Regions from separate parts of the Mus musculus genome. Here regions 1 and 2 are each linked to region 3. Evidence: chromatin loops called from intact Hi-C (ENCODE). Cell type or tissue: heart. All regions are shown on one strand. Each heading gives the region's core, and the rest is flanking DNA. Links, peaks and the distances in the headings are about the cores only.

The links. Hi-C counts contacts between places; a loop is a spot of excess contacts. Peaks named below come from ENCODE experiments on the same cell type or tissue, not always from the same donor. Only the 100,000 strongest peaks of a DNase experiment are listed, where the experiment ranks them.
Region 1: it touches region 3 in a loop (8-fold over the local background); 24 of 42 quality-filtered maps call a loop at or near these places.
Region 2: a loop joins it to region 3, with 2.3 times the contacts of the local background. A loop is called at or near these places in 6 of 42 quality-filtered maps.

The regions. Positions count from the first base shown.
Region 1 is chr3:131,235,979-131,242,239 of GRCm38, forward strand. It overlaps Hadh (hydroxyacyl-Coenzyme A dehydrogenase), which reads right to left. Exons shown (of 8, transcript NM_008212.4): 6 at 4,959-5,031. Among named protein-coding and RNA genes, the nearest start is that of Hadh, 33 kb to the right of the region's middle. In heart, for the core only: a CTCF peak has its summit at 1,972 (motif pointing left); a DNase peak (open chromatin) is centred at 2,033; H3K27ac peaks cover 312 bases.
Region 2 is chr3:130,816,565-130,822,825 of GRCm38, forward strand. No RefSeq gene overlaps it. Among named protein-coding and RNA genes, the nearest start is that of Gm36443, 16 kb to the left of the region's middle. In heart, for the core only: a CTCF peak has its summit at 2,298 (motif pointing right); a DNase peak (open chromatin) is centred at 2,337; H3K4me3 peaks cover 899 bases; H3K27ac peaks cover 962 bases.
Region 3 is chr3:130,756,832-130,764,655 of GRCm38, forward strand. It overlaps Gm43522 (a long non-coding RNA gene), which reads left to right and starts at 3,459. Exons shown (of 2, transcript XR_003954554.1): 1 at 3,459-3,597; 2 at 3,967-4,221. In heart, for the core only: a CTCF peak has its summit at 4,106; no DNase peak of the experiment used is centred there.

The sequences.
Region 1 (6,261 bases), core at 1-5,000, 480 kb after region 3:
TACTAGAGAGTGTTCTTTTATAAATGGGCTTCATAACTATACACCCACCCCACATACATGTACACACGTACAAACATATACACATATAAATATATACATATACACTCATACATGTACATATATGCACACATACATACAAACATAAGCACATATACACACATGTGCAAACACACACACACACACACACACACACACATATATATATATATGCACACATAAAAACTCACACATGCTTAGGTTTCTGTTTGTGTTGCATATGTTTTGTTTTGTTTTTTAATTTCCTGTTTTACAAAGGAATGTTGTACTGGGGCTGTATTCACAGTCAAGGCACCCGCGTAAGGACAGCCCAGACAGAGCCACCATGCTCCACTTGCTGTGCATTACTGAGAGCAGTTTTCACAAGTATTCATCTACAATGCCCAGCTCCTTCCTGTTATTCTAAGAGATACTATAAATAAATAAATAAATAAATAAATAAATAAATCTTTAAGAAATTGGAATTAGAAGCCTCTAAGAAATCACACTTTGAATTTAAGGTAGTGGGCCTTAAAAAAATAGTCACACACATGAACCTCACCCGTGGTCTCCAACACCCCATTCTCCCTCCTGAGCCCCCGGCAGGGTGAGGCATCAAACCCAGGGTCACGCGCATGCTAAGCAAGTGTTCCGTCACTGAAGTATTAGATCTATTATGTACCGGCCACTAGACACTTGCAATGAGACATGGGCAAAGTGTTCAAGCTACTGGTGACATAACAGGGTGGGGGTGGGGGGCAAGCACTGCAGCATCCAAACCAGCTCACGATGTGCAGGCAAAGATGAACAGAAGCACTCAGACTTCACCAGCTCAGTCCTCTGCCTCTGAGGCCGGGGTTCTGAAGGGTGCAGAGACTCCCAAAGGAAGCTGGAAGGGCACTGGAGACAGACACTACAGCACATGCGCAGAGGACATGAGCCGGTACGCGCAGTACAGACCGGGCTCTAACTCCACAGCTCGCACACACATTGTTCAGGATGTGGAGACGCGCGATGCTAAAGTGGCCTCCAGATGCCAGACGTAACCCCCTTACAGGCTCCTGCTCCAGGTCTGCTTCCTGCAAGCCGTGGCCTGGGCCTGGAACAGTAGCCCTCCTATACCTTCAAGCCTTAGCCTTATTCTAGGCTTCTGTCACATGGCTCCAATCAGAACCTCTCCCCCACGCCCCACCCCCCAACCCCACCCTGCAGCGCATGAAACAGAAGCAGCTAGGCCCAAGAGCCAGAACACCCATCATCGCTGTGTCTCTCCACAGCTGTCAGAGCCACACTGACAGCTCATTTAAAAAGGCAGTGTCCCCTCAAAAGAATGCACACGGCCCGGGGACAGAAATCTAACAGCTTCTAACCTAACCTAAAGTCATTTAATCAAACCCATAGTCAGAGCCAAAGGCAAGACTATAATTCCCAATTCAGATCCTCACTTGAAAATTATTACTATTTCCAAAATTATTGAACGGCACAAAGTATTTTTTTAAAATCAGTACTCTTATACAAAGTCAACACAATTAAAAAAAAATCGTAAGCAAATCAGAGTAAATAGGCAAAGAGAAAAATATAGAAAAGCAACAGATACAAAACGTTGGCCAAGAGGGAGTTACACATAGCATGCTTTAAACCTAAATTCCTGCAATGCCCAGTACTTGTCTGAGAACCTGGTGGCCCTTCCATTTAAAAAACAAACAAAAAAGCCACACAGACCTCCGCTTCACTCTCTTTACCTCCCCTGAGTACATACTGTGGCCCTGAACTTTACTCAGGACAATGAGGTGAAGTTTCCTCAAAAAACAAAACAAAACAAAACAAAACAAAACAACAACAACAACAACAACAACAACAAAACCCTCCAAACCTAGATGGCTGGAGGCTTGGGGCTAGAGACCAGGGACCTGCAGCCACCGTTGAGTCCTTGTCTAAATCTCTGGCACCACCTGCCGGTCAGTCTCAACATTACCAGCTACAAGCTCCAGCTACAAGGACCAACCAGCAAGGAGCGGAGCCCTGCCAGACAGACCCTCCTTCCTGACAGGCGGCTAAATCCCCACTCTGTCTGGAGTGAGCTGTTGGGGACATGAAGATGAGGACTCTGATCATGCCCCAGGAAAGACGACAGCTGGGAAGTCAGATGTGGCGTGCCATAGGGGAGGGAGGCAAACGGCCCTTAGGAGAGCTATCAGAGAGAGCAATGGCGGATTATGCCCAGTTTAGAGCTCAGGGACAGCATTGGGGCTCTGATGGAATGATGTACATGGAGGTGATGGCAGAATCTTAGGGTGAGGTAGAAGAGTTCCCAGCCAGGGCTTGTACACAAGTTACGGAAGAGTGTTCTATTTATCTCCAGCCAGGGTAAGTATGGAGTTTGGGGGTGGGCACTTTGTATGCGTGCCTAGGACACCCTACAGTGACAAGAAGGTGAGTTCATGACATCCCAGGCTACTACAGCACAGCCGTCCTAAGGAGAGCTGACCACACGCCCTCGCTGACCTTTCAGAGCTGAGCGAGCTCAGGACAGGGCCGACAGCTTCCCAAGCCTACGCTACTCTGCCCTCAGAGCTGGGGCGTCACCGTACCCATCAAGTGATGATGCCAGGGACAGCACACCGCTGTGAAAAGCAGGCCTACTGCAGGAGGCTGTCAGAGCTCAGACTTTCTACACAGGGTGCGAGAGGTGCAGTGGGCACTCATGATATTCGGCAGCTGCTCAGTCTCCCAGACATCCTTCTACCATCAGACGGCTCTACCACCAAAACAGCATTTACCAAACTGCAGGGACAAACACACACAAGCCGGGACAGAAAGATTCTCCCTAAAGGAGCCAGGGAACAAAGCCAGCGCACCAGCCGGGAACACGGACAAAAAGAGGGAACAGGGTCCTCCACTTTCTTGGCGAGCATGGTGTAGGAGACAGACCCGAGAAAGCATGTAGTGACCAGGATAGCTGTGTGGCCGAGCCTCAGTATGGTGGCCTGGTAGGAGGAGGTGGGGCTGGGAGAGAAGAGGAACACCGTTGACATCGAGGGATCAAAGGTGACAGGTAGCAACCAACAGAGGGGGTATCTAAAGGCTTCAATGAAAACGCAGAACCCAAAAAAGTGGGCATGTGTCTCAGCACGCCTCAGAGTTGGCCAACTGAATACCCAGTGACAAAGGGACGTTATAAGAGGACATTACACTGGAGTCCAGACCACAGGGTAAGATCTGCAAACGCACCCACATGACACTCAGCAACTCCAGGACAGACCCATGTTCTGACACAGGATCCAGAAATGTACAACGGAGAAAGGCCACAGGCCACCCAGAGAAACAGCAAGAGCAAACTGAGAGCATCCCCTGGGGGGCCAGGTCCTGCCTTTCCTGAGGCAGCACAGAAGGTGGCTGGTAACACCGAGGGACAACGGACATGAAGAAAATGGTCTTCAACTTAGCACCAGATACTTGGCACTTGGGAGTGGTGTCACAGGACAGGGTGTTTCAGAGGGAAAACACCATGAAGGGGCGCTACATTCTGAAACATTACACTTAAGGGAGAGAGGGAGGGAGGGAGGGAGGGAGGAGGGAGGGGAGCCAAATGTCTTCAGGGTAGGCCAAAATGCCACAGATTTTCTCTGAGGTGTGATCGGGCACATTTGTTGAAGGTAAACATAGAAGCATTGGTTTGATCTTGGAGTAAAAGTAGGTGACGGCTTCCATAAAGCAGGGAGGCCAGTTTAATATTTAAAGCCGGTTTCGAGGAGGCAAACGTGCTTTCATCTGCTGGGGAGAGTTGGTGTAAATGCCCTGTTTGGAAAATGTCACTCTTGAGAGTATTTGTAACAAAGTCACTCACACCGACAGCAGCGATTGCATTTACCGGGTCCCTGTAGCTTGTCTGCCTGCAGTGTAGACGTCACACTCTCCCCGTCAGAAACAGGGAGAGTCAGGCAGGGAGAGTGTGCATCCATCCTCACATTACAGGGACCACGTCTCAAGGGTTCTGATTCTATATCTGGCAAAGTCATTTTCTATCAACCTTCGAAGGGGACAGTGTAGGGCCAGGCAGATGGCTCAGCAGGTAAAAGCACGCAGGTACCATGCAAGCTGGGAGACTGGGTTTGACCCTCAGAATCTGAACAAAGATGGGCGAGAACAAACCCCACAAAGCTGTCTTCTCATCTGCACACATGTGCCATGACATGATATGCAGGTGTATATCACACACTCACACACACACACACACACACACACACACACACGTACACAATACACATATACACAAGCACATAAACACACACACACACACACAATACACATACATACACATGAGCACACACACACAAATAATTTTTTAGGAGAAGGAGCACATGTCAGATCATGAGGTGTAAACCAATTCTTCCTGATTTTTTTCAATCCGGACCACGGCTTTACCATGTATTATCCCTGCCATTCACTTCCCATTCCTGGTAACTTTTCCATTACTATCTATTTCAAAAGCAAGAAACACTTACTATTAGTAGTGTGTGTGTGTGTGTGTGTGTGTGTGTGTGTGTGTGTGTAACATGCATCTTGTATGTGTGTGCATAAGCTGAGAGCTGCCCAACATGAACCCTGGGAAGCAATCCTGGGCCCTATGGAAGAGCAGTGCACATCTCAACAGCCGAGTCACCTCCCCATCCACCCTCCCCATAGTAAACTGTTAACTAATGGCAGAAGTGCAGGGGTGAAGATCTGCATCATCGATGAAGTTGCTGCTGGACTGTGTCAGAGGCTCACAGGGAGGTCTGGGACCCTGGGAACCCAGTGATAAAAATTCCTAAAGCCAGGGCAAAGCTGAGCTTAGTCCTTCAGAGCTAGAAGGCAGAAGCCCCTTCCCAGGCTCTGCACAGCCCACACCTCCTGTGCATAGCCCAAGAGCTGCAGGCCTTCGCCTGGCCTGGGACAGGTACCTCGCTCGTGTAGCCTGACGGCCTCAATGAGGTATGGCACCAAGAGTCGGTTCACGATGAATCCAGGAGTGTCCTGTTGCAGGGCAGAGAAAGACAGTAAGGGGCTTCACTGAGCTCTACCTTTTGTTCGGTATGAACCTCTCCTTCTTACCCCGGATTCCGCGGCCCCGCTTCTGTCATCCCCATCTCTGAAATGTGTTCTGAAGTCTCTTTACTCTGTCTTGTAAGGCATCTTCCCTCTCCTGCCCTCCTCTTCCCTGTCAGGAGTCGCTCCAGTCTTACGCACTCCACCAAGGAGTGGCACTGCCAGGCTCCCCGGAGCCACCCTTGGGACATCTCTGGGTACCTTTAAGCTAACCCAACCGCACGACACACAAACTGGCCACCGTGGCAACAGGGTCCAAATGGCCCTTCACTTCAGCATACCTAAGACAGGGCCTGCCACTATCTCCACAGGGCAGAGATGCCCAGCTAGTTAGCCTGACCTCACAGCCTTTCTGTGCTCACGAGCACTGCACTGTCCGGAGCTTGACAAATAGGTCATCGTGACATCTCACCGTTGTGGTTGATGTCGCTCGTTTGCTTTCTAAAGTATTCTGAAGTTTGACTTCAGTATTATACTGAATCTCCAAAACAAAAACAAACAAAACCAGCAAAACAAAGCAAAAACCAAAGGGTAGTTTTGTTCTCTGAACAAGCCATTAGGCAGTAGAGGGCCCAGTAGCTAAAGAGAGCTGACTCATGGGTTCAGGACACACGTCAGGAAGGGAGTCTTCTTAAAACAAAACAAAACAAAACAAAACAAAACAAAACAACACCTAGTTTTGTCTTGTTCTTTTAAATCACCTGAATATTTTAGTTTAGTCACACCAGTGGGCGTGTTCTCCTACTGCTTCTCTATTAAGATAGAAAATAGTGATTGTATTACAAAGCACAGCAGCGTAAGAAGGCAGTGCCTGGGGTGGGGGTGACGTGGAAGTTCACAAAGTTGGGGTTCTCCTGGACCCGCACATTCATCAGGGCAGCAGGCAGTAACTTTAGGGCCAAGAGAGTGTGATATCCCGAGTGAGGCCTTCTGGGAGCCTCTCTGAGTGAGTTACTCAAGCTTTTGAGGAGGGATTTCCAAATAATATATGCAGCCACAAAGATCAAGGATCAGAAATACTTCTGTAACAGATAGTGGATATAGCTATATACTGGGTAACAAAATGTTCCTCTTAGGGACAGAGGGCATCCAACTGTACCATCGGCCCAGGAGAAAGCTCAAGTCACGGCCATCCTAATGTTCAGCATGTTACATGTT
Region 2 (6,261 bases), core at 1-5,000, 59 kb after region 3:
CTGAAATAACATTTCCTGCCATGTTTTTCAGAGGTTGGAGTAATTATTGCATAAGTCTCTAAACCTTCCGTTCTGTGGCACCGAGGCTGGTTTAGAGTGAAGATGGCTCTCTTTAGTGAAGCGAGAGCTTCTTATGTTGGCTTCCCTCTCTTTTTGTCTCCCACGATCCCCCCCCCAGGTAAGGGCAAGTGTCGGTGTGTGAGTGTGAGTGCCTTCTCATGGCTTGCAAGCCTGGCGATGTCTCTCAATCACTGAGCTTTCTAATGCATCCTATTTTTGTATTTGTCTTAGTGTTGCTGCCAATGCTTGATGAAAAATAATTCATAAGAAAAGCAAAACAGCAGAAACCAACGGACACCATAATAAACCCGCTGCATTTAGCTTGTCCGTGGCCCCTCGGGTAGTCCTATGACTTGGTCATTACTTAACTGTATTACAAGGAAACTGTTACCAAGGCCACCCAGTTAAGTGTCCCAAATTTTTACTCCTTTTTTTGCTGCACTCCTTTTTTTTTTTTTTTTTTTTTTTTTTTTTTTTTTTTTTTGCTGAGGATACCAAAACCACCTTCAAGATGATAACGCCTGGGTCCTCCCACATTGTCTTGTTCCTTCAGAAGACAGAGGTCACTCCCACTGACAGTTCACATTTCCATCCATAGAACGTGTCTATTCTCCTTTCCAGCCAAACCATGTGCTTTAATGCTGAACAAAAGCTAAAGGAGGCTTCCACAGACTTTAATGGGTCCATGATCCCAGTGTTGGGGAGGCTGAGGCAGCGGGATTATGAATTCAAGCTCAGACTGAGCTACAAAATAAAACAAAACAACAACAGAAACAAACAACCCCCCCCCAAAGAATATACAAGGGGAAGGTAGAAAATTATTGAAAACTTGGTGTTAATAAATATTAATAAAAACATACTATTGACTTGGACTTTTTGATGTTTCTACTATTTATTAGCTTGAAAAAAATGATTCTTAAATATTTAGCTTCTCACCTGATTGTGTTATTTTATGTCCTGTTTCAATTCTTTGTTTATTGTTTGCTTTTGAGACACAGTCTTGTCTTGTAGCTATGCTGGCCTTGGACTTGGTTCTTCCTTCCTGTGCCACGCATATAAGCATACGGCACCATATCTGATGCACACAGCATCATATCTGATGCATACAGCAACATATCTGATGCATACAGCATCATATCTGATGTTGTGTCTTGCTTTGACTGGAGGGCTCATGAGTGACGCACACCAGACTCCACAGGCTGGGAGCCAACCCTGGGAAGTAGGGTCACAGTCAGTCATGACCATGGTGTATTGATGGTGTATTTGACCCAGGATCTAGGCTGAAAGCAGCCATGTAGAAGTACTGTTAACTCTCAGGAGCCTCTTGCCATCCTAGAACTGGATTAGAATGTTCTGGATAATGAAGAAGCTAGCTCGCTTCTCAGCTCCTATCAGCTGTCGTTCTGTGGGTAAGTTTAAAGGTAGACTGTCCAGTTAGCATTTATCTATACTTGGTAAAAGGTAGCTACTTGTATATTATAAATTAGTCATGAAGTTAAACTGTCATCACGGTGTTGTAAGAGCAGGCCACATGGTGCCTGCTTGGGTTGTTGTACCAGTAGAGCTGAGCCTTCACTATTCCTTATTTTTTGTGGGTGCCAATAGTTTCTCATGGCACAGTTGAGCCTGATGACTTTGTTTAGAAATTAAAAAAAAAATTCATAGTTAACTCCAGAGATATATGAGTCTCATTTTCTTCAGTATTTTTTTAAATTAAAATTTTTAAAAATTAGAATGAAATGATCTTTAAAAATAATGTGTGTGTGTGTGTGAGAGAGAGAGAGAGAGACAGAGAGAGAGAGAGAGAGAGAGAGAGAGAGAGACAGAGAGAGAGTGTGTGTGTGAATGGAGGTCAGAGGACAACTTGTGGAAGTCAGTTCTCTCCGTCCATCATGTGGATTCTAGAGATTGAACTACAGTTGTCAGGGCTGGCAGCAAGCATCTAATTAGGCATATCCCCTGTGAGCATTTCCTAGCGCTGCTTGCTTTGATAATATTAAAACCATCTGCCTTCATTGCCTACAGGTCCGGGGATTAAGGGGTAAGATATCCCAGTACAGAGACAAAGGAAGGATTTATTAAATAGTAAGGTGAGATATTTGTTGTGTATAATTCAAAATATACGTGTGTGTGTGCAGTACACACAAGGTGAAGAGCGCCAGGATGGAGGAAAACAGCCTTTGGATTTTACGAAGTCCTCTGGGAGCTCTCGTTCCAAAAGTCGAACTAGCAGCCGCCACTAGATGGTGCTAAGCAGCAGGGAGGCGCGGCTTGGCGCCTTTCGGCTCCCCTCCCCCACCGCGGAACCTGCATCGCTTGCTTGATTCCTTGCTCTGTGTGCTTGATGCTCTGAGAACGATTGTCCAGGAATGTCTAATAATAACAAAAGCCCGTTTAAACATTAGACAAACACGAGCCTAGGTGGGTAAACATCGTCAGTGGCCCTCTCCTTTGTCTGTCAGTAAAAGGAGTGAGGCTCAGTAGCCTAAAATGTAAACTGGTGGGTGAGTTTCCGAGTACTCAGTTCAGTACTAAGGAACTCTTTGAAATACGCGGATTGTCTGTTCCAGGTGAAGAGGGTGGGGGTTGGGGGCGAAGCGGTCTTGAAGGGGAGAAATTTGAATTACCTTTGGCAGCATGGCGCACGCCCGTGGGTTAGAGTTGGAGGCTGTTGGATTTGAACTTGGGAATTTATAAGAGTCGGAAACTGGAGTTGTCTGTGCAGAGCTCATAGATTGCTACTCCTAACAACAGGTGGCACCTGTGACACGAGACAAGTCTTTGCCTTTTCTTTCTGCTTAAGACCTTTTGGACTCTTTAACACAGGGTGCCTGCTCTTGCCTGAACTATCTAAATGCATCCTGTCAAACCAGGAGTCTGCTCTTCATTGCTGTTCTAGATTTCAGGCCAGGCAAAAACATGGCGTGGCGGGGTGGAGGAGGGGAGCGAAGGAAACCTTTAGGAGCAAAGTCAACTTTGTATCCACTTCCTCACTGGGGGGGAAAAAAGCATGAAGCGTTTGATTAATGTAGATACATAGATGTTCATTTAGACACAACCTGTGGGTGGGTGGGGGTGGAATCCACTAAGGTGTTTACAAATTTTAACTTCAAACTGAAGAGATTACTGTAGATGCTACTGCCAAACCAACCAGAGCAGAATTTCTTGAGATTATGTATCTATGACCCCCCCCCTTTTTTTTTCCTGCGTAGAATTAGGCTGGCGGGACACTTCCTATTGATGCCTACAGGGGACAAACTGTACTGCAGCAGTTTGCAATGGAAGATTGTTTATGTGCCATGCGATCTGAGAGGCGCGATTGTGAATGGGGGAAGCAAAGGGAATTGGAGTGTATAAATTGCCAGAAATCAGGGTAAATCATTCGGAGGAAGTGCTCAAAAACAAGACGAAAAACCCAGAGGGGTCTTCAGGAAAAGGAGACCACGGTCAGGAGCAGCAGAGACACGCATGCGTGGATGTGTTTGTTTGTTTTTTGTTTTTTCTATTTCTAGGCAACTGTAGAGGGAAGGTGAGCTGTGTTTCTGGGGGGAGGGCCAGGAGAGTGGGAACAGACTGGGGGCGAGGGGAGAGGAGGGACACGCCAAACTTAACGTCTGTAGTAAAAGTCAGAGAATTGTTCTGGTTCGTTTTCACACAGGGCCATGCTGAGTGAGCACCCAGGAGGCATCAGAGCTGGAGTCCAGTGATGCTGGGTAGAGGCACCCGGGCTGTAGGCCCGGCTCAGGAAAGGCTCATCGTGGTCACAGACTATGTTTGGGTACTGGGCTCTCTCTGTGAAACAGAAAGCTAGACTGTGCTCTCAGGAGTAGCTCTGGGCTGCTGGAGTGCTCACAATGGTGGGGTCGGTTTGGTGAAGAAATGGTTTGAACAGAGAAGCTCTGGAAAACTTCAGTCAAGTACGTATTTCTTCATAAGAGTTAGTCTAAACCTTAGCAATCTACAAGAATACTCTAGTCTTTCTAGGTCGGGAATCCAATGGTGACAAATTTCCTAGAATGGTCCCCGTCCAAGGAGTTTCTTTAGATTCCTGGTAAATTTCCTGCTGGTTGTTGGCAGAAGGACACAGTTCCCCACAGCTGGGCCTATTTATAGGGCTACTCAAGTGTTTTCAATATGGCTGGCTTCTCCCAGGAAGAAATTTGAAAATCCCTTTAAAGCCATTGTTAGTGGGTTTAGTGGGGGCATTTCCACTTCTTGGCTGTTCAGGATGCTAAAGCTGGAGAGTCATTTCAGTTAGGGATTTGCGGCCAGCCTGGGCAATATGATGATATTCCTGTGTCCAGTAAGCAAATGAGAAAAAAAAAAAAAAACCTGAAAACCACCTCAGAGAAATTGGACATCAAGGTACTGGCTAGACAGAAACCTCTAAGACAGCTGCAGCAGGGGTGTGTCCAATAGTGTTTCTGCAGTGCAATCACCCAATGATGTTGTCACCACTGAAAAATTAAGTAACAGATGTCCTTGCAAGAGTCTTGGAGGCTGGAGGCTGGGAATCAATAGCTGGCTTTTCACAACAGTGGTCCTCAACCTGTGGGTCGCGACCCCATTGACAAACCTCTATAAAATATTTATAGTATATAAAATATTTACATTACTATTCCTACCTGCAGCAAAACTACAGTTATAAATAGAGATGAAAATAACTTTTTAAAAAATATTTATTTATTTTATGTATGTGAGTACACTGTAGCTGTACAGATGGTTGTGAGCCTTCATGTAGTTGTTGGGAATTGAATTTAGGACCTCTGCTCACTCTGGTCAACTCCACTTGCTCAGTCCCTGCTCGCTCCAGCCCAAAGATTTATTTATTATTATACATAAGTACACTGTAGCTGTCTTCAGAAGTACCAGAAGAGGGTGTCAGATCTCTGTTCGGGTGGTTGCTGGGATTTGAATTCAGGACCTTCAGAAGAGCAGTCAGTGCTCTTACCCGCTGAGCCATCTTGCCAGCCCCAAGATGAAAAAAACTTTTATGGTTGGGTGTCACCACAACATGAGGAACTGTATTAAAGGGTATTAGCATTAGGAATGTTGAGAACCACTACTTTATAGGGTGTTTGTTTGTTTCTTTGCTTTTTAAATGTATATAAGTGCTCTAGCTGCACACCAGAAGAGGGCGTCAGATCTCTTTATGGGTGGTTGTGAGCCACCATGTGGGTGCTGGGAATTGAACTCAGGACCTCTGGAAGGAGAAGCCAATGCTCTTAACCACTGAGCCATCTCTTCAGCCTACCCTGCAGGGTCTTAACTCAGTAGTATTGACTGGCCTCAAATCCATGATCTCTCTGCCTCAGCCACCCATGTACTGGATGTACGTGTGTATACCACTATGCCTGGCAAAATTCTATATCTTTAAAGCTTCTAAAACAATTACGAGTACAGAGAGGCTTGAGAAACCCGTCTGGGTTCCAACTTCTCCAACTGTCGGTCATACCCTGAGGTGAGGCTCCTGATGTTATAGAGGACTGGGAAAAAAATGGCAGCAAAAAAGAGGTTTCTGAATTCTAGACCCAAAAATCAAGCATGGGACCAGGGTGCTCCTGGTGGCACTCACCCACGCCATGTTGCCAGACACATAATGTGTCCTCTTTGTGCACCATAAGACACGCAGAGCTGACAAATGCTCACCAAAGAATGCCTCCGCTCAGTCTCCTGACTATTGTGTGCTGGGAATTGTAGTTTTCACTGAATACACAGTTGTCTGTCCTTAAGGAAACATAATGGTTTAATTATGAAAACCAAACCTTTTGATGTTTTCCTACCACCATTCCTGAGCACATTAGAATTGATTTAGGATATCTTTGGATTGCAGTGTATTGAAATGTTTGGGTTTTTGAAAATGACCATGTGTTTTGTTGCTGGGGGTTTCACAAACAAGTCATTCAACAAATTTTGGTTTGAATTTGGACAGAATTTCTAACAAATCCTGAAATGGCCCCAAATAGACTTCTGACATTTATGCGCAATGGTATTCTCAACATTAAATACTGTAAAAACAAAATATAAACCAACTTTGAAAAGACTGAAGACGCATTATCAAATAAATAAGCAAATTGAGTTATTTTCATAAAATTAAATAAGCACGTACATCTTTCGCTTTTTGTCTTTATGGTAAAAGTGTAGGTAGACCACAGATTCTTTTGTTAATTTAATTTATTATTATTTTTTTACTTAATATTT
Region 3 (7,824 bases), core at 1,114-6,113:
GATTACTCTAAGGTTGTAATGGTATGTGGCAACCCACTTAGGCAACGTCCACATGACAGAGCAGCCTGAAAGAGTCCTTGGGACTTCTGACCACTTCAGAGCTGGCTGACCCATTCTCAAAGAGGCCGGGGGGAGACAGCTTGTTTTAACGGAAGCGTTCTAAATCCAGGTAACGCATCAGGAAGAAGTCGCTGTCTTCAGCAGCCGAACAATTTCTGCTAGTCCCCAGGGAACAGTCCTAACTGTAAACCCTGGCATGATAAAACACCTTAAAATGCAGGTCACGAGGAGGGTTCTCAGTGAAGACTTTCTGAACGGCGACCAGTGTTTGTGTTAAATGTTCTCTTGGGCATCAACAGCCTCTAACAGAATCTCCCATGCCAGAGGACATACCAATCAGAAATAGGGCCCTCCTATAACATAAAAACTAACAACCAAGCAAACAAACAAACAAAACACCCTAAAGCAAACCCCTTAGTGACTGCTGAGTCAGCATTCAGTTATTTCTTTTTCTTGGATGAACAAAGCTCACATACCAACAAAGAGCCAGCATGGGTGGTTCTAGACCCAGGCCGCTGGCAGCCTTTCACTGATCGCTTTATTACTGGACATACAATTGCTTGCAGTGCAGCAGCAGCCCTGTCATCATCTCCTGTGGATGGAACAAGCTGGTCAGGGTATGGAATTTGGCTAACTGCAAGCTAAAGACCAACCACATTGGCCACACTGGCTACCTGAACACAGTGACTCTCTCCAGCTGGGTCCCTCTGTGCCTCTAGAGGCTATGATGGCCAGGCTAGGCTGTGTGATCTCAAGGAAGGCAAGCACCTTTACACATTGCATGGTGGGGACATCATCGGTGCCTTGTGCTTCAGCCCCAACTGCTACTGGCTCTGTGCCAACCCCGGGGCCCCAGGATCAATTATTTTGTGACTTTTATGCTGTGGTAATTCTGCTCGCCTCTTGTGTTTCGTGATTAAGTGTTTGGCTGCTACTGTCAACCTGGTGATCATGCAAGGTTTAAAAAGTTTTTTCTTGTATCATGAGAAAGAGTAACAATGGCCCAGGGGAGCTGGATCCAGGATCTTTGTCTGTTAGCTTCCTTTCCACCTCCGAGACTCAGTGATGCTAAGCCTCTCTTTTAGGGACCCTGAAGGAATTCCTCTCAGAGAAATAGCGTGGGTGTTAATAGATGATGTCAGGTTTTTATTTTTCTACCATGTTATAAACTGGAATGTTGAATTTTCCAGCTTTTAAAAAAAAAAAAAAACCCGGCATGTTTTGATCGTCAGTCCCTTGAGCTCTGTACTTGTTTGGGGGTTTTAGTTCCCCTCCCTGATCCAGTCTGAAGTTCTTTGTCTGCAATTCAATCTCTATTGCTTTAATCATTTTGGATTGTACCGGTGGCTTCTCGCTAATAAAAGAAAACTGGGGAAGCCAGGCTTGGCATGGGCCAAGCCTCTTCAGCTGCAGTAAGACTTTACATATGAATTGTCTGCCCACAAAAGGGTCCACTGTCAGATTAAATTAATGAGCTGCATGTTTTAATCATTAAGGTAATAGCAATATGTGGATTCTTTGCCTCTGTTTTAATCATTTCTGTGTTTTTACCAGCTAGCTCATCAAATGCTTTCTTTTGAGATGCCGTTGTCCCATTTCACTGCGGAGAATAGCTTCTATGTGGGGCAGAGAGAACGCTTTAGAGTTTTGAGAAACCCTAAATAGCCTCAGGGCTTAGTGAAATGTATAGCTACGTCTTTGTCCCAGAGTGCTTTATTTATTAGACGGAATTCGGAGAGACAGGTCTGTGGCCACCATTAGCAAATGGGACCAGTATGGGGTCGGATTCTCAGACTTGAAGGCAGTAGGTGAACTTTAGGTCTCCGCGGCCGAGGTGGAAATGGGTTTATTCTGAGAACCATGGGCCACACTTAGACCGGTGAGTTGAAAGCGACATCACCAAGGAAGCCAGCAGGGACTCTGATTGCTTTGCGGTCTCTGGAAATGGCTTTATACGGGCTTTCAACTTGCAGGTGGGTATCTGCCGGGCGGGCGAGGCTCAGCAAGAGCGTTTGTAGTTTTCGGAAGCATCCAGGTTGAGCGCATGAAAGCACGTTGCCCTCAGCTGACTTTTCTAACAAATAAAGCCTCGATTGAGAGAGCCTGGGTGGGTGAGTTTTAGCGCCACTACCTCAGGGATTTAGACCGTGCCCAAGCCCAGGTCACCTTTCAGTTCTCTAGTTATATCTTGCTGGGATGAAGCCAAGCAGGTGGCTCCAGGGACTTGGAACTGAATTTGCTAAATTAAATCAACTGCTTTAATAACGCCGCGAGGAGTCGAGTACATACCCACTGCAATGACTCGATTACTCAAGCGTAGCCCCCTTATGCGTTGTAGTCTTCATTAGGAGCACCTTTGGGGTGGGGCCACTAACACTGACTGTGCCCTGAAGTCTGCATGACAGTGATGCTCCACAGAAGGTCTGTTGGCGTAAGGACAAGCACAGGGTACCCTTTTCTTCCTGGAAATTGGGGCAGGGGGCTGGATTAAAGGGTGTGTGAGATTGAAAAATAAAAATGGATAGATGGGAGGAGGAGGAGGAGGAGGGAAGTGGGATCCAGAGAGAACAATGACTTCTCAAGGTCACGTACCTTCTTGGGGGATGGATTCTGAATAGTGAAGACTTCGAACAGGCAACCACCGGAAGTGAGCCCAGGCTAGGTACTGTGCTGGAGCGGCCCCTTCCAACACTGCGGCAGCTAGCCTCACGGAGCTAGCGCACAATCGAAAGGTGGCAAAAGAGACCGAAGAGCTGAATCTGAAACGCCACTCAATTTTCATCTCAAAACCAAAGCAATGGAAGTATTTTTTTCCTACTCAAGCCAAATTTACCGCTTCTGTCAAGCCACCTTTCACTTGAATCACTTAACTTTAGTGTACAAAATTCAGACACTTTATTGGTATAAGACGCATCCTAGATTTCGATAACAGATTGACGAAAGAACATAAAATTTCTTGTTAGTCCTTTCTGTGTGGATTGCATATTGAAATTATGGAATATACAGATTCAAGAAAAATAGATTATTAAGATTATACCACCTATCCTTTTTCTATTTTTTTTTAATATATAGTTACTAGATCATTTGAGTTTGGGGTGCTGACTCATGCCTGTAAGCTATAATCCAAACACATGGAAATCAGGCCAAGGCTGGAGAATTGCTATAAATCTGTGCTACAGAATGAGACACTTTCAAACAACTATTAATTGGGGGTGAGGGGAGGAGAGGGGGAGAGAGAGAAAAATGTGAATTTTGCAGGTGGTTTGGTTATCCTCAGATTGGGGGTACCCTGGAGAGTTCCTTTAATTATTTAATTATTTATTTGTTTATTTATTTTATTATTTATTATTATTATTATTTAATTATTTATTTATCTTATGTATATGAGTACACCGTAGGGCGTCGGATCCCACTGCAGCAACCATGTGGTTGCTGGGAATTGAACTCATGACCTCTGGAAGAGCACGCTGAGCCATCTCTCCAGCCCTCATGGAGAACTTTAAAGCAGTCAGTCTTAAGGCTCTTCTTGTGTTCTGGGTGAGTTTCTTGTTTAAAAAAAAATACTGAAAACGGAATGCATACAATCAATTCATATTAGGACATTTTCTCATATTTTTATTTGCTTTGATTTTTCAACTTTTTTTTAAAATAGGTTTCTAGCATAACAATTGTGCTTCTGTTTTCAATTTATTTACTCTTAAAAACTGGTTTAGTCATTTTTTCCCTGAGAAGTGGGTCATGTGTTTGGAATAAAATTATCAATCCATAACAAAGATATTTGGAATATACCAAAACATTTAAGTAAAACGCTCTTTGGGAACTGAAAGGTCTGGTACATTTTATCTGCGTTCTAAAATTGGCTCACTGCAGATGCCAGACGGTGTGGTGATAAAAGCTTACTTGTAGGATAACCGCCCGCATCAAGTTGGATGGAAGACTCCTGACCAAAGCTAAAGCCACCACAGTTGTCTGTGGAGGAACCCCCGCCTTTCTCCCACCTGTAAAAGGAGTCACTGTGGGTTCACAGAATTAAATTGTCGATAGAGGGCGCCAGAGGACGGGGAAGAAACTACGGACAACGGCGTTGGCATATTTCTTTGGTTTAAATTACAATTTAAAAAAAGAAAAAGAAAAAGAAATGAAAGAGAAAAAAATTGAAAAGTCACTTTTTCATTGTGTAAAGGGGATATCAGTATTTCCTTCCCGCGTGTAATTTCTGTCTCTCCAGGCCCGAGTCTCGCAGAGCGAATCCAGTGTGTGATGCGCAGGTGGTCTGTGAAGACCGGGGAACCTTTTTATTTCTTCCTCTTTACCAGGGGCCACGACCTATGTTTCTTTCCCCAGTCAGAGCGTCAGAACTCTGCCCAGAAATCTCGCTTCCTCTTGCATTTTTATTATTAGCAGCTTAAGCCTCCTTACTGGGAAAGAAATTGACAGAGCAAACACTAGAGCTCTTGCCTCCGGGCCCGAGCATTGTCAGTTTCTGGGAAAACTAGCTAGTGACATAGAGCAGCAGATGTGTAGCCTGCAGCGTGAGACAGTAACCCAACGTCCATACAGTTATACAGCAAAAAGTCACCTCGACAAAGCATCGTTGAAGCTGAGATCTGGAAACCACTAGGCACTAACCGGGTGAAGTAAGAGGGGTTAAAGAAGAGTCCAGGCACCGCACAGGCCTAGCGCTGGGGCCTGGGAAATGACCCAGGGAAGGAGGCTGAGCCGGAAGCACTGTGTTATCAACTCAAGGTTACCGTGGGGGAGTTTGGTCTTGGTTGCCTGTGTGATGTGAAGCCCTTGATAAGTGGATGATGGGATTAGATTTATGTCCCCAATTTTCATAGTTGGGGAGCAGTTTAGAATATTCTCATTAGCTGTATGCTGTGGAAGAGACATCAAACATTTATGACATTAGACTCTGACTTCTTGGGTGACTGTAGTCCTCGATGTTGGCTTTTAATGGCGTCTCCAGCCTTCTATGTCATTGTGTGAACATTCCAAGGAGAGCAGGCCATAGCCAGCGTCATTACATACGAGTACAATTGCATAGAAAGATTCTGGGATGTAGCCAGGCCACTAATGTCCGAGGAATGACACGGTAAGAGGCTACAATCTGAACTCCAGATGTTGCTGTGTTATTTAAAATGTTTAAGGCACAGCTTAATTGGTCTTCTAATTAGCAAAACTCGTAAAATCACTATCATTTCCAATTTAAAAAAAAACAAAACAAAAAAAAAAACAAAAATGTTTCAGCTGGGAAATTTGAAGGCCTTTGTGGAACCCTGATAATCTTTTCCTTCCATTAAGTCTCTGTGCTGGAATTTTAAGAACCTTCCTACTCAGGGACTCTCTGCAGCTTGTTAGAGATGCGCAATCAACTGGGGGACTAGCTACAGAAGCCCCCCCCCCCCTTTGATCTTTTTAGTAGAAAATGTGTCATTTGTAACGAGATGGTCCAGTTCTTCCTTGAGACTAAAACAGAGCCACTCTAAGATGCTCCTGAGAGTCCCTAAGCTCTGGCTAGCTCCCAGCCTTTCCCCAACTGATGTATCCATTCTGTCATAACCCTCACCCGTGGGCATCATTTCCACTTGCTTGGTAAATAATTAGCCCGCCACCTGTGGGTACAGAAAGGATTATAAATATCTCAAGTGTTGCCAGTGATTGGAACTTCCTCTGATTTCACCTGCCTCCAAGAAGCTTCAGATGAAAACTCACCTTTAAGTAGGACATGGCCAGGAAGAAACACAACCAATAGTAGATGCATAAAGTGATCTTTAGGCTATTGTGATCAGAAGTGGGTCGTGACAAAGCCAGTAGTTTGAATCTGTCCAAGTTAAGCTCATACCCACGAGTCTTACCATGAAAGAAACAAAAGACTCCATTTAACAGGAACATTTTTATGTTAAAGGCATATTTTTTTAAAAAATAGACCTTATTCTAAGGCAAGTTTTAAGTTTGTAATAAAATAGAACAGAAAGTACAAAATTCTTTCATATCCCCAACACACACACACACACACACACACACACAACCTTCCTGACTACTGGTGTCCTTTACAGATTATCTGATAGCATCAGTGTTGGCACTGACACCTTCTTGTCACCCTAAGTCCATAGTTTACAACATGGTTCCCTCTTGTGTTGTGTAGTATAGGTTTTAAGACAAATTTCTGGCAGGTGCCCGTCTCTGTATGACCACACTCACCCCCGACTGTGAAACACCTTCTTCTCTCCTCTTACTCACCTCCCCACCCACTGATGTTCTCATCAGCTTCAGAGTTTTGGTTTTTTTTTTCCTAGTGTCTTAGAGTTGGAATCCTGAGAAAAGAGTCAAGATTATCTCTCTCATGAAGAGCTATAGGAACACAAAAGCTCCTATTTCCCTGGGAGTAGTGGGAAGGTTTTAGTACAGGTTAGGGACAGCAAGATTGGGAGAAGGACAGGAGAGTCAATTAAAACCAACAATGCACAAAAATGCCACAAGGAAATCTGATGCTTGATAAGCTAATTTAAAAAGCAATATAAGATAGAAGAATTTGAACAGAGGTGCCCTGCTTCAGTAGATAAGGAGATTTCCAGAGGACGTGGGTTATAAAGTGAAAATCCCAGTGCCAAAAGTGGACTGCCGCCCTATGTGTTGTTGGTTAGGGAGATCCTGGGGTCACCTTCCCCATCCCCCAGTGCAGAGTGATTGAAACTGCTTTTGGTTGCCATCAAGAACCAGACTGTATGACTGGGTCGCTGAAGACATCACATGTGTTGATCGGAGTACACAGATAAATCAACCAAACTGGAACTAGGCTAAAGGCTTCCTTATTGCTGAGTGGTCCTCATGGTGCTAGAAAGGTGTTATAGATTTAGGGGAATGGTTGTCATCAATTGTCTTACTCAGCTATTGACCCCAGATGCAACACTACCAATCATCCAGGCAACCTGCTCACCAGCACAATGGTGGCCAGTCTGTTAGAGGGCTAACCAACCAGCTTCGAATGGGAATTGAAGCCTGATTGACAACGGAGAATTCACCTCTAGTGCTGTAAATGTGGTCAAAGCCCACGGCTGTGAGAATCATAGGCCTTAGTGGAGAAGCCGCTATTTTGCTGAATGAACATGATGATCACATCAAACTGCCTTCTAAATAACTGGGTTTGTGCCCACAGACTAGTGCTGCTGTGTGCCGTAGCCAGAGAGACTTCTTTTTGCAGTGGTCAGTAGTACCCGGCTATCATGATGAGAGTAAGAGATGGGTGAATGCTAGCCAGAAGTGGGACATCCATATCTCCACCCCAGAGGCTCGGGGGACATTGTAGAAGGAAGGGTGGAAGGAATGTAAGAGCTGGAGGAAGTGGGAGAGGGTGCGGAATGCTGACTTGTGACCATAATAAGGCCACTGCACCCTGGCACCCAGAGCAGCTGGGATTGCCTGCACAAGACTGTGCCTGTCAGCAGCTTTCTGTAGAAGGGAGAGGCACTCATAAGGTCTGCCATTTCCTGAGGACTTACGTGCGTTTCCTGGTTGTCAGGAGATAGACATTTCCTTCAATGGTGTAACCCACAGTGTGTGATCCAGTAAACAATACCTGAGCTGAGCTCCTGTAAGCAACTGTAATGAAACCGATTGGACCATCAGAGCATAACAAATGTAAGAGTAGAAGGGACTAGCTGGGGGAGGAGAGGGGAAGCAGAGAGGATAACGGGTATGTGTGTGGTGATTATGATCAGATATACATGTACAAAGATGTCCTATTGAAACCCACTATTGATC